3 separate regions of the Homo sapiens genome follow, and regions 2 and 3 are each linked to region 1. The links are chromatin contacts, found by Hi-C or POLR2A ChIA-PET in ENCODE. All regions are on one chromosome and are shown on one strand. Each heading gives the region's core, a stretch centred on a gene start or an enhancer-like site at or near the end of the contact. The rest is flanking DNA. Distances are from core to core; before and after follow the strand shown.

Region 1 (4,530 bases), core at 1,427-3,926:
ATGTATTTACAAACAGCCCGTCTCCAAGTTCACTGATTGTTTCCTCTGCTTGACCCACTCTGCTGTTGAGAACCTCTAATGAACTTTTCAGTTCAGCAAATGTATTTCTCAGTTCTAAGATTTGTTTGGGTTTTTTTTAAATTATTATTTCAATCTCTTTGTTAAATTTCACTGATAAATTTCTGCGTTGCTTTTCTATGTCGTCTTGGAATTCACTGAGTTTCCTTAAAAATGCCATTTTGAATTCTTAGAAAGCTCACATATTACTGTCTTGTTAGGTTTAGTCACTGGTCCCTTACTTGGTCCATTTGGGGAGCTCATGGTTCCCTGTTTGCTTTGGTTTGTTGTTAATGTACATCTATGCCTTTGCACTGAAGGATTAGTCACTTATTCCAGCCTTCTCCGTCTGGCTTGTTTTGGCTTTTACTGGCTCCATTTGCTTACAGATTCTTCGTAATTGACCTGTTGGTTTCTTTTTTTCTGCTAGGTTGCTGCCTCCTTTTTAGCACTCAGTGGCACCTTAAAACCAGGTTTGCCTTGGCTCTATTAAAGATCAGAGCGTCTCCCATCCCGAATGGGGGAGGTCCCAAAGGGGATATCCCAGTAGCATAGGAAAGCTGGCTAGGGGTTCATTCCCAGGGGAGCTATGGAAGAAACCTCCCACAGCATGGTGCTAACGAACAGCCACTCTGATTTGGCATCTCCTTTGGCCAAGTTATAGAGTAGAGAGAGTTTCCAGGGCTGGGGATGGTAGTCCCACCTCCCCACTTTGTCTGTGGCTATTCTCAGAGGATATTTCTCCCTTGAGGCACTCCTGATGGTTGTATTCTTGTGATTACAGCACTTTGGGAGGCCAAGGCAGGCGGATCACTTGAGCTCAAGAGTTTGAGACCAGCCTGGCCAACATGGTGAAACCCTGTCTTTACTAAAAATACAAAAATTAGCCAAGTGTAGTGGTGGGTGCCTGTAGTCCCAACTACTTGGGAGGCTGAGGCAGGAGAATCGCTTAAACCTGGGAGGCGGAGGTTGTAGTGAGCCAAGATCATGCCACTGCACTCTAGCCTATGTGACAGAGCAAGACTCCGTCTCAAAAAAAATACAGATCTTGTGTGAACTAACAGAATAAGAACTCACTTGTTACCGTGAGGACAGCACCAAGTCATTCATGAGGGATCCACCCCTATGACCCAAACACCTCCCACCAGGCCCCACCTCCAACATTGGTGATCACATTTTAACATGAGATTTGAGACTGAGTAACAAGTGTTAGGATTAAAGGCATGAGCCACCGCGCCCGGCCATCTTCTTTACCTCTCCACTGTGTCAGTTTTATTTTTCTCTTCTTCTCTAGACACTTTGTTCCTCAAGATAGGGGGCAGAGTGGGAAAATGACCATAGTCAGAATCTATGGGAAGGACCCACCCAAAAGGAAAAGGCTTCTTGTGCCCAGGCTGCAGATCCAAACCCCAGGGAAGGACTCTCATTGGTTCAGTCTCCATTCTGTTCCAGGTGGAGCATAATGATTGGTCCAGCCTGACTCGTTTGCCCATCTCTTAACCATCAACATGGTGGGGAGGGGACACGCAGGAGACTGTCAGCTCCTATCCTAAACGGGGGAGGGGGCAGGGGTGATCATTTTCTGAGCTCCTATAAACAAAGTTTCAGTTCTTTTTCCTCCTATGGCTGGAACACTGGAATAAGGAAAGAGGTCGTCTGTCTGGAGAGGCTGGTTGGGGAGTATGGTCTCCCCAGCCCAGCCAAGCTCAGGTCCCTGCATACAGCAGGCGCCTAATTGATGCTTATAGCACGAATGACTGAATGAATACCCCGTTCCCACAGGCTGTCCTGGGATGGTCCTAATTTCACAGACCCTGAGCGGATCAAGAATGAAGCGGGCCCAGGGGTCCCGCCCACCGGCTGAGTGCGTCTTAGGACGCAGAGACAAGACCACGGAGGGCGGAACCTCTGAGCGTTAGGTGGCACCTTGGAGACCCCGCCACCTCCAAAGGCCCAGTTAGGGGCGGAGCTTCTAAACCCTAGCATTTTGGATTGAACCATCGTCCGTCGGTTAAAGGGGAGAGCCGAGAAAGCCCTTCTGCATTTGTCGCCAGCCTTTTTACCACCTCCTGGCCACAGAAACGACGTATTTGCTTCTCTAACGGCGACGCCGTTTCCCCCTTCGCCTCGTTACTCCTCAAAGCCCCACGCGGCCACAGAGTTCAGACTTACCCACCACCACCTTGCAGTGGCTCGCCCCAGTTTGACGCATTGCAGGGAAGGTCGGACCAATGGGCGCCAAGCTCTCATTTCCGCCATGGGCCAGGCCCAATAGTGACGCGGCTCACAGAGGGACGCGTCACGCACCGCCGAGCTGTGCCCCTCCGCCGAAGAAAGTGAAGTGGGCCCGGGAGGCGGGGCGCGCGGCGAGGGAAAGTAGTCCGGCGACGGGAGCGAGCGCGCGCGCGCCCGGCGGCAAACCCAATTCCTGTGCAGGGTGGGGACGAGAGATTCGCGGGCCCGTAGGTGTGGAGCGGGGCGCGGAGGGATCCGTGGGAGCCGCAGTGCGGCGGCGCGCGGGCCGGGTGGGGCGGGGCCGAGCGAGGCGGGGCGCGCGCGGCGGCCGTTGAGGGACCGTTGGGGCGGGAGGCGGCGGCGGCGGCGGCGCGCGCTGCGGGCAGTGAGTGTGGAGGCGCGGACGCGCGGCGGAGCTGGAACTGCTGCAGCTGCTGCCGCCGCCGGAGGAACCTTGATCCCCGTGCTCCGGACACCCCGGGCCTCGCCATGGTGAGTGAGGCTGGGGGGTCGCCGAGGCTGCGGGCTCTGAGGCGGGCTTAACGGGGCAGGACCCCTGAGGGGGCGACAGAGCCCAGAGTGGGGGGCGTCCGGGCCCGGCGAGAGCCTCGGGACCCTTTTCTACCCGCGTTGTCGGGGGCTGTTGAACCCAGAGCGGGACGTCTGGATCACCAGAGGTTTCCAGAAGCGACTTTAGCACCAAATGGGATGTTTAAGTCCACAAATGGGTATCTGAGCCCCTAAAGGGGACATTTGAACCCCGGATGGAGGATCGGGACCCTCAGTGGGACCCCTCAAAAGGATTTTGGACCCAGGATGGGGCGTTGGGTTTCAGGATGGAGGTGTTTGGACCCCAGGGGACGAAATAAGAAAGATGGGCTGGGGAGGGGAGCTATTCGGGCCCTGATGAAGGCGTTTGGTCCTGAGAGGATGCGGGGAACGGGGGACGAAGGGAGGCTGGGCTGCTCCTGGATGGGGTGGTGGAGGGTAGCTGGGCCCGGGCGGGGAGGGGCGACCCCTGGGCTCCTGTGGAGCAGAGGAGAGGGTCAAGGATGGGCGGTCACTTCTACAGATGAGACTCCCGAGGGTGGGGGAGGGTGGGGGAGGGTGGTCTCCAGAGCCCAGCACTGCAGAGGAGGAGGAGGGTGAGGTGCAAGCTTATGGGAGGAAGAGCCTGGGGTGGGTGGCAGCGGAGATTAGAAGATACTCTTGAAGGCTTCCGGGACGGAGAAGGATCAGGGTCGTGGAGGTGGTGAAAAGGGATGGTGAGAGTGGGGCTCGCCAGTAGTCGGGGGACAGGGACCCTTGGGGTTAATTTGGAAGTAGCTAGAAAAGGTTCCGAGGTTACTAGTGGGTTAAGACTGTTGCTCTAGAAAGACAGAATTTTTTTAACGGGGTGGGAGTGTTGTGTTTGGGTCCAAGAGAAGATGGATTTCCAAGGTGAGGGGTGGGGGAGGACTTGGGCTTGGGTGGTTGGGAGGTGAGGTGGAAGGAGAAAATGAATGGCAGTCAGGGGGGCCTAGGTTTGGGGGTGGATGTGGGTAGCACCCTGCCAGTCTCCAGGGACAGGCCAGGACAAAGACGGCTCAGTGTGGATGGGGAGTGGGCTGCAGGGCCCGGAGGAAGCTTTTCTACCGTCCTCCTTCCTCAGGAAGAACGCGGCTGGGTGGAAGACACCGGGGCAGTGGGAGCAGGTGGGCGGAGCTGTTCGGGCCCCTATTGCGCACTGAAGCCTCATGAAATGGGGATGGGAGATCAAAGTTTGGGGTGCCTCGAATGAGCCAGCTTTTTCAAGCCTAGAAGCCTCACTCTGTCGCTGCCCTTTTCAGGCCAAGAGCACTGCCTTTTCCCAGCAGGAGCGCCGGTTTTCTCATGATCCCCAGCCCCACGCACCATGCTGCACCTCGTCACTTGTGCCAAATGACAGTGCAGTACAGTGTGGCGTCAGTGACAATCAGATGCCTATTCCCGTGCCCTCGGGGTGGGGGCTGCAGAGCTTGATCAGAGAGTGCCTCTGGGGAGACCCCTTGATCGGCCTGAGGGCCACTTGTTCCATTCAGGGCCCTCGCTGAGCGTGTCTGTTAATTCACAGGGCTTTGAGAGAAAACCAGCAGACTAGTTCTTTCCTACTCCCTGCCACCCACAACACCCACAGCCCCACCAGGCTGAGCCTGGGAACCGTGTGCAGCCATCCTCCCTGGCAAGGCTGGGGAGAACAGGCAGCCGCTGCTGTGTATC
Region 2 (4,530 bases), core at 1,385-3,884, 1.2 Mb after region 1:
ACATGCACTTGCTCATTAAATCCTCCCAAGATCAGGGGGATCAGACTGAGGTGGGTGGAGTCGACTTGAACTTTGCTTAGGGTTCTAAGAGGTAAAGACTAGGGGATCTGGGGACAGGGAAATCCCAGATAGAGTTAACCTTTTTTTTTTTTTTTTTTTTTTTTTGATACAGTCTCGCTCTGTCGCCCAGGCTGGAGCGCAGTGGTGCAATCTCAGCTCACTGCCTTCTGTCTCCTGGGTTCAAGTGATTCTCCTGCCTCAGCCTCCCAAGTAGCTGGGATTACAGGCGTGCACCACCACATTGGGATAATTTTTGTATTTTTAGTAGAGACAGGGTTTCACCATGATGGCCAGGCTGGTCTTGAACTCCTGAGCTCAGGTGATCTGCCTGCCTCGGCCTCCCAAAGTGCTGGGATTACAGGTGTGAGCCACCTCATCAGGCTGAGTTTATTGAGTTATCCCCGTGTGCCAGTCAGAGCTCTAGTTCTTCCTACCTGTATAAACTCGCTTACTGCTCACATCAACCATCTAATGGAAGTGCTGTTTTCATGTTGTTTCCTGCCCTTTGTCTCTACCTGCCAGATCACTCCCATGAAGGAAGGGACTTTGTTTATTTATTCATTGCTGTATCCCTGGAAACTGGGACTGCAGGTGGTTATGAAGTACCTATTTGTTAAATGAGTGAACATTTCCTGTAGGCAATTACACCCAACTTCCAAATGGAGAAACAGGCTCAGAGATAAGCCCCTGCACCCTCACTCCTCAACTCAACTGCCTGTTTCTAGCACTTTCCATGACGATCCCCTCTGCACGGAGAGGGTTCATGGGGAGTGACTATTGTTCTGTAATGAATGACCAGGCTGTGCCAGGTCCGGCAGTAGGCCTTTTCCTTTTCCTTTTTTTTTTTTTTTTGAGATGGAGTTGAGTTTTGCTCTTGTCGCCCAAACAGGAGTGCAATGGCGTGATCTTGGCTCACTGCAACCTGTACCTCCTGGGTTCAAGTGATTCTCCTGCCTCAGCCTCCCGAAGAGCTGGGACTACAGGCATGCGCCACCACGCCTGGCTAATTTTCATATTTTTAGTAGCGACGGGGTTTTGCCATGTTGTCCAGGCTGGTCTCGAACTCCTGACTTCAGGTGATCCACCCACCCTGGCCTCCCAAAGTGCTGGGATTTCAGGTGTGACCCACTGTGCCTGGCCAGGCCTTTTCCTTTCTTTCTTTTTTCGAGACAGTGTCTTACTCTGTTGTCCAGGCTGGGGTGGCAGTGGCACAATCACGGCTCACTGCAGCCCCAAACTCCTGGGCTAAAGTGATCCTTCCACCTCAGCCTCCCCAGTAACTGGGAGTACAGGTACATGCCACCACACGGACTAATTTTAAAAGTTTTTGTAGAGATGGGGTCTTGCTATGTTGCCCCAGCTGGTCTCAGACTCTTGGGCTCAAGCAGTCCTCCTGCCTCGGCCTCCCAAAGCATTGGGATTACAGGTATGTGCCACCGTGCCCAGCCGCAGCAGGCCTTTTGTTTTTTTAGAGAGGGTCTTGCTTGGTGGCCTAAGCTGGAGTGCAGTGGTGCAATCACGGCTCACAGCAGCTTCCAAACTCCTGCGCTCAAGCGAGCCTCCTGCCTAAGCCTCTCAAGTAGCCTGGGACTGTAGGCACACACCACCACGCCCGGCTGATTTATTATCTATTTATTTATTTGAGGTGGAGCCTCGCTCTGTCACCCAGGCTGGAGTGCATTGGCCTGATCTTGGCTCACTGCAACCTCCGCCTCCCAGGTTCAAGTAATTCTCCTGCCTCAGCCTTCCGAGTAGCTGGGACTACAGGCACGCGCCACCACGCCCATCTAATTTTTGTATTTTTAATAGAGACGGGGTTCCTCCATGTTGGCCAGGCTGGTCTTGAACTCCTGACCTCAAGTGATCCGCCCGCCTCGGCCTTCCAAAGTGTTGGGATTACAGGCGTGAGCCAACGCACCCAGCCACTAATGTATTATTATTATTATTCTGTAGAGACGCAGTCTGGCTATGTTGCCCAGGCTGGTCTTGAATTCCTGCCTCTGCCTCCCAAAGCGCTGGGGTTACAGGCGTGAGCCACCGCGCCCTGCGGCTGCAGGTCTTTATAAGGCAACTGTGGGCCCTGGACCGCTCCCTGAAAACCTCCCCCTCAACTCCCTGTCTCCTCCCTCACCTGGTCTACCCCGAATCCTTCCCCTCTCGCCCCCTCGCCCTCTCCAGGGGAGGTGAGGGACTCAAGAATCGCGCCCTGCTTCTGTCCCCACCGCGCCGTCCCCAAGCCCACGCAGTGAAAAGACCACCCTTGAGGCTGATTCCGGGTCCAGCTGGGAGCGGCCAGCCGTAAATCACCGCCCCCGTGGGCCGTACCATTCTGGCCGGGGGGACCTGGGAGGGGACGCGCGGAGGGCTTCCCCCGGGGACTGCCTGTATCGAGACTCTCTCCAGCCCAACAGGAGGATGGGAAGGAGACTTGTGTGGGGGCCTCGGGCTGGCGGGTCGCGGGTTCCTTATCCTCCGCCTTGGCGCCTCTCCGCCCACCGCCCACCGCCCCTCCCTGGCATTGGTTGGCGCCAGGGGAAGCCGAGGCTCCATCCTTTCTGCGCAGGTTCCCGCCGCACTCGCGCAGACCTAGCGCGTCCAGGTGGGAGGTTAGTGTGGCCCGGGCGTCCGCTCCTCAGCGGATGTGGCAGCCCCGAGCCATGGCTCTCGCCGTCCGAGTCGTTTATTGGTAAGCCCAGCGGCCAGCGGCCCCCGTCCCCGACCCCCGCCGGGACCCGATTCTCGGAGCCGGGGTCAGGGAGCCCCGGGGAGAGGACCCATGGGAGCCCTTGTATGGGAAAAGGGAGCCCCTGTATGTGGGTGGGGTGGGCGTACGGAGGGGCGAAAAACAGAGGGCGGTCGTCCCTAGGCCCCGTCTTCGACTTGTGACACGCTGGGCATCTCGGGTTATAAAAGGTGGGGCTGAGACGAGTGTGTGTCAATTTCGAACCCCCGACTCCGGGGCTCCGCTGGGGAAGGGGCTGGGGGTCAGCTTTGTAAAGGGACCTAAGGCTCCTCCACCCTAAGGCTTCCCCTCCCCCAATATCCCGAACAGTCGCGGGGTGGGGACAGTGAGAGCCCAGAAGGTTCGAGAATGTCTCAGCCTGTGTTTCAGAAGCACTTGAATTGTTGGCCTCTGCCCAGTGGGTTCCCTTGGCCACGAACCCCACTCCTTTTCTGGCCTCAGTTTTCCGTCTGTGGCAAGAGGGAGGCTCTGTGTCAATACCGAACACGCTTAATTTCTGCAAGTCTCAGGAAGGGTATAATAGGATAGGATATAAATTACGTTCTCTCCACTCCCCAGCACCTAATACTGTGTGGCATGCTGTAGGTATTTAATAAATACGTGTTCAATGAATTTATCCTCCCAGGAATCCCTTAAGAGAGGGGAATTTTAGGCCAGGTGCCGTTGATCACGCCTGTAATCCAAACACTGGGAGGCTGAGGCGGGTGGATCGCTTGAGCCCAAGAGTTCGAGACCAGCCTGGGCAACCCAGGGAGACCCCCCCCTCGTCTCTACAGAAACTTAAAAAGTTAGCCGGGCATGGTGGCGCACTCCTGTAGTCGCAGCTGCTTGGGAGGCTGAGGCAGGAGGATCACTGGAGCCCGGAAGGCGGAAGTTGCAGTGAGCTGAAATCGTGCCACTGCACTCCATCCTGGACAGCAGAGCGAGACTCTGTCTCAAAAAAAAAAAGTAAATTAAAGAGAGGAATTTTAGTTCTATGTTACAGGTGAGAAAACTGAGGCTGGGACTGGGGTGGGGGCAGGTCAGTAGCTTCAAGTCTGGACTGCAGGTGACAGGGGTAACTGGAACCTGGGTTTGTCGGCAGCTTTCCAACGTCTCTGCCTGCTCGACAAAGCAGAGGCAAGAGTGACATTTTGAGACGCCTACCAGGCCTGTACACCAGATTCCAGTCCCGAAATAGCCTGCTGTGGGGGTTGGGTGAGCCTGTATTTCACCCTGGGGACTGGGAAGGTGTTCAGAATCTAGGAGCTGCGGGGCCGGGTGCGGTGGCTCCTGCCTGTAATCTCAGCACTTTGGGAGGCTGGGGCGGGCCGATCCCCTGAGGTTAGGAGTTCGAGACCAGCCTGGCCAACATGGTGAAAATACAAAAATTAGCTGGGCGTGGTGTAAGAATCCAGGAGCCGCAGGGTTTTCCTTGGAGTGCTGCGAGGGCTGTGGGTGAGGGTGGTGGGCACAGGGAGTGGGTGGGGACCTTACGTGTGCTGTTCTTCTCCTAATCCAGTTCTCCTGGTTTTCCCCCGTCCCCGTCTCTCGTATTTGTGGTCTCCTTGTCTCCTCTCTCCCCTTTTTCCCCTCCCCCTTCTCTGTCTCTTGCTTGGTGTTGGTTTTCTGTGTGTCTCTGTGTGTCCCCGCGCCACCCCCTGTGCTGTGTCCCAAAACTCTGCCTGGCTGGTGCCTGTCTTCTCTCTTGAGGGCATCTGTCACCTCTTCTGCTTGGTCATCTGTGT
Region 3 (4,530 bases), core at 1,465-3,964, 1.2 Mb before region 1:
TCCCACCTCAGCCTTCCTAGTAGCTGGGACTACAGGTGTGCACCAGCACACCTGGCTAATTTTTCATTTTTTTGTAGAGACAGAGTCTCCATGCCTTGCCCGCCTTGTCCAGGCTGGTCTTGAGCTCCTGGCCTCAAGCTATCCTCTGGCCTCCTCCTAGGAAGGCACTGAAATGACAGGCATGAGCTACAGAGCCCGCCTCCACTAAGATTCTTTCCTCCCTTGCAAGTCAGTGATTGGACACAACAGCTCCAGGCCTTGGGAACAGTCAGAACTCTGTTCCCTGGGCCTAGGTCTTCCCTTTGCACTGAGATCATCTAAGGGCCTCCCCATTTCCATATCCTGAGATTCTCAGTGCCCACTCCAAGCATCAGTGTCAGGCCTCAAGGACCTACACTGCATGTTCTGGGGGTTTAAAGGGAGCACACTGACTTCCCTGAGGGTGACAGAGGTCAGAATGAGTGACTAAGGTCTTGGGCCTGGCCCTGACCCTGCAGTGGGTGGGAGAGATACCCAGTTGAGGCCCAGGTCTCCACCCAGGTAGCAGGGTGGATGGCGGGGGGGTCATCCCTGAGGTGAAATGTGGGTGGAAGATACCTAGATAAGTTTCAGAGTCAGTGCAGAGATGGTAATTTTTAAGTAACTTCTAAAATTTTCGAGTAGCTGGGATTACAGGCGCCTGCTACCAAGCCTGGCTAATTTTTGTATTTTTTTGTAGAGACGGGGTTTTACTATGTTGTCCAGGCTGGTCTCAAACTCCTGACCTCAAGTGATCCGCCCACCTCGGCCTCCCAAAGTGCCGGGATTACAGGCGTAAGCCACTGCGTCCAGCCTAATTTTTTTTTTTTTTTTCTGAGACGGAGTCTTGCTCTGTCACCCAGGCTGGAGTGCAGTGGCGGGATCTCGGCTCACTGCAACCTCTGCCTCCTGGGTTCAAGTGGTTCTCCTGCCTCAGCCTCCCAAGTAGCTGGGACTACAGGCCAGGCGCATGCCACCACGCCCAACTAATTTTTTGTATTTTTAGTAGAGACGGGGTTTCACAGTGTTAGCCAGGATGGTCTCGATCTCCTGACCTCATGATCCGCCTGCCTCGGCCTCCCAAAGTGCTGGGATTACAGGTGTGAGCCACTGTGCACAGCACTTTTTTTTTATTTTATTTTTTTTAATTTTGAAAACTGTTTAGAGGCCAGGTGCGGTGGCTCATGCCTGTAATCCCACCCAGCACTTTGGGAGGCCGAGGTGGGAGGATTGCTTGAGCCCAGGAGTTCAAGACCAGCCTCGACATTATAGTGAGATCTCATCTCTGGGAAAAAAATTTTTTTTAATTAGCCAAGTGTGGTGGCATGCACCTGTGGTCCCACCTACTCAGGAGGCTGAGGTGGGTGGGAGGATCGGTTGAGCCCAGGAGGTGGAGGTTGCAGTGAACCGAGATGGCACCACTACACTCCAGCGTGGGCAACAGAGACCCTGTCTCAAAAAAAAAAAAAAGAAAAAGAAAAAAAGTTTTGGTAACTACAAAAGGGTATACCTTGGAAAAGTAAATTTCCCTCCCACTCTGATCCCCACTTCTCAATATTAACTATTTTTTATGTATCTTGGCCAGTAGGATTCACTGAGCTCTCACGATGTCCCTGGCCTATGCAAAGCCCATCACAGAAATGAAGTGGCTGGAATCATTCAGCACTCAGTGAGTAGGCCAGACCCCATTGCTATGCCCATTTTAGAGATGGGAAAACTGAGGCTTGGAGAGGTGCAAGGATGTGTCCTTTTGAGGGCCCGGTTCTGAAGGCTTTTCAAAGTTGAGGCAAGGAAGTGGATGAGATCAAAGAGGCAAGGTTCAGGCCAGGATACAAATCCCAGGGAGGGTGACAGGGGTGGGGAGTCAAGGAAGGCTGCCTGGAAGAAGACTAAGGGTAGCCAGGAAGGCATCTTCCAGAACCTTCTGATGGAGGGCTTGGATGGAAGTAGATAACTCTGTTTGGCAGGCTGAGGAACCACCAGCAGCAGGGCGTGGCCCCTCCTCAGACCCACAGCACCCCAGAGGTATGTATAGAAGAAGCAGGCTGCTTAATGACATCTCAGGGACACATCTCGGTGATAGCACAGCCGGCTTAGTTATGACGTCTGAGTGATTTGCCAACTGCCTTAAGACCAGCATCCCTAGTCATGCCCCGCGGGGGGGATGAAGATAAGAGGAAGTGACAGGCCATCGGGGGAGGAAGGGGAGATGCAGTCACACACAGACCAGGGACTCAGGAGCTGAGGGATGTGTGGTGCCCTCTGCACTAGGGAGGGGTCTCCCAGCTGCCTGGATGTGAGGGTCCATCTTATTGATTTGTCTAGTGAAGGAGGCCAGGCTCCAAGGAGGTATGGCTGTAGTCAGTCACACTCAGTTTGGGATGGGGTCCGCCCAGGGGCTGCAAGGATCAGTCACTGCTGTGTCCCCATCACCTAAGGCAGTAACTGGGACACAGCCGGCGCTCCATACATCTTACTGAATGAATGAATCGAATGAAAAGGGTCAGCACCGTCTGGGACTCAGTTTACCCTCGCGGTCATTGGGCTGCTTCAACCAAGGGGATCGCTAAGAACACCCCTCCCCACCTTGGGTCCCAGATCCCAGATCGCCAGTGAGTAAGAAAACGGGTTCGCGCCGTTGGTGGACTCCGCCCACTTGTGACGTCACGAGCCGCTCCCCCAGGATCCCGACCCAGGCGTCTCCCTTGGGATGGGGGCGGAGAGGAACCCGGGAGTCCAGACTCAGGCCCCGCCCCCGGGAGCAGGCGGGCCGGGCAGGGTTACACAACCCGTCGTCGCGTCCCGAGGGAAGTCGCCGGATGTCCTGGCCGGGCCGGGGACAATGGGCAAGGAGGGCCCCTCCCGCAGGAACCTGGAAGTGGCAGGGGCTCCCCCTCTTCTGATTCACCCTTGTTTCCGGCCCGGTTTAGCCTCCTTCTCCCTGGGGATCCTATCTCCTCCCAACTCTACCCTCCTGTGGCCCTGCAGTTCGGTTCTTTCTCCGAACCGGCAAACCTCTCTCCTCTACACCCCGTACCCCGTCCTTTCACACCTTCCCAACGCCCCCCGAAACTCTCTGCCCTCACACTCATCGCTTGTAATTCCCGAATCCCCTAAACTTCCAGTGTCCCCGGTCCTTCCTTCACTCATCCATACCGGGCCCCTCTTCCCACCCCCTCAACTACCCCCACTATCCTGCCCAGGCCCTCCCAATCCCCTCCCCGGGCTCCCCCAAGCTTTCCTCAATATCTCCCAGCCCTCCCTAGCCCCCGACTCACCCGCTTCCCTCCAACTGACCCCAATACACTCTCTTGTCCTCCTAATCCCAGCCTCCCGCAGTTCCCTCCTGTCTCCTCGAACTGCCCCATGTCCCTACCTCATCTCCCCAAATCCTGTTCCCCATTTCCCCCCCTCCCCCAGCCAGCCGCTTCGCCCCCCACCCCGGAGCCCCTCCCCGCCCCTAGGCCCAAGGCCGGCCCGCGCCCCTCCCGGGCGCGCTCCCACGCCCGGCGCGGGTTCCCAGGCCGCCCCCCCGCGGTGGCCCAGAGACCCAGTTTGCTGCGGCAAAACACTGGTCTCCAGGCAACAGGCCCCGCCCCGCCCCAGGGCCGCCAGATGAGGCTGGGCGGTCAGGAGGCCACCGGGCCGGGACGGAGCACCCAGGCCTGCGCGCCAAACCCTCGGCCTTGGCCCCCAGAGGCCTCAGGGCGCAGAAACCCGGAGACTGAGGCGCAGCAAAGAGGAGATACAGAGATCAGGGCCCCGGAGCAAGAAATTCGGAGACATGCGTGGAGGCCGAAGCAACAGGGAACTGTCGGGGCGCAGAGATATAAGGAAAGACCACGCGACAGATCGAACAAGGACGGGGCCCAGAAATAAGCACAGAAATAATGCAGTTACACACGGGCAACACCGAGGCCGGCAGGGACGCCCCTGATGGCAGAATAATCCATCTTTAGTCCTCAGGACCTTTGCACTCAGTTCGAGGGACTTCCCCTCTCTGACTCTGTTTCTGTATTTGTAAAATGGGGACATTAATACGCAGCGCTTAGCAAATCAGGCTGTTCTGACGATTCAGTGAATTCGCAGACCCAGAGCTTGTAGCACAATTCCTGGCATGTACACTCATCATTCATTCATTCAACCGATTTTTTGTTGTTGTTGTTATTGTTGTCTGAGAGGAGTTTCGCTCTGTGGCCCAGGCTGGAGTGCAATGGTACCATCTGGGCTCACTGCAACCTCCGCCTCCTGAGTTCAAGCAATTCTCCTGCCTCAGCCTCCCAGGTAGCTAGGATTACAAGCCTGTGCCTCCACGCCCAGCTATTTCTTGTATTTTTAGTAGAGACACGGTTTCACCATGTTGGCCAGGCTGGTCTGAACTCCTGACCTCAAGTGATCCACCCACCTTGGCCACCCAAAGTGCTGGGATTAGAGGTGTGAGCCACGGCACCTGCCCCAATCAACAGGTATTTATTGAGCATCTACTATACGCCAGGCACTGGTAAAGACTGT

The links. Hi-C counts contacts between places; a loop is a spot of excess contacts on that map. ChIA-PET counts read pairs that join two places held with the same protein, here RNA polymerase II (POLR2A). Pooled maps may share reads with other maps.
Region 2: a loop to region 1 is called in a pooled map, with 8 times the contacts of the local background. The contact joins the promoter of SELENOW here to the promoter of CALM3 in region 1. A Hi-C loop is called at or near these places in 4 of 50 pooled maps. POLR2A ChIA-PET finds 5 or more read pairs at or near these places in 2 of 52 experiments (T-cell and activated CD4-positive, alpha-beta T cell).
Region 3: a pooled map shows a loop between it and region 1 (6-fold over the local background). The contact joins the enhancer-like site here to the promoter of CALM3 in region 1. A Hi-C loop is called at or near these places in 1 of 50 pooled maps. POLR2A ChIA-PET finds 5 or more read pairs at or near these places in 2 of 52 experiments (GM12878 and MCF 10A).

What each region holds. Positions count from the first base shown.
Region 1 is chr19:46,598,654-46,603,183 of GRCh38, forward strand. It overlaps CALM3 (calmodulin 3), which reads left to right and starts at 2,677. Exons shown (of 6, transcript NM_005184.4): 1 at 2,677-2,784. The coding sequence starts at 2,782. It also overlaps the pseudogene PPP5D1P. RefSeq lists enhancers at 1,942-2,441, 4,170-4,239 and a silencer at 2,572-2,711.
Region 2 is chr19:47,776,069-47,780,598 of GRCh38, forward strand. SELENOW (selenoprotein W) reads left to right here and starts at 2,635. Exons shown (of 6, transcript NM_003009.4): 1 at 2,635-2,746. The coding sequence starts at 2,718. RefSeq lists silencers at 2,523-2,782, 2,793-2,932.
Region 3 is chr19:45,440,842-45,445,371 of GRCh38, forward strand. It overlaps a transcript of ERCC1 not described here. Among named protein-coding and RNA genes, the nearest start is that of MIR6088, 6.5 kb to the left of the region's middle. RefSeq lists a silencer at 3,429-3,628. Within about 2 kb of position 2,715, at least 36 of the 41 ENCODE cell types and tissues checked have a DNase peak (open chromatin) inside an H3K27ac peak, as active enhancers do.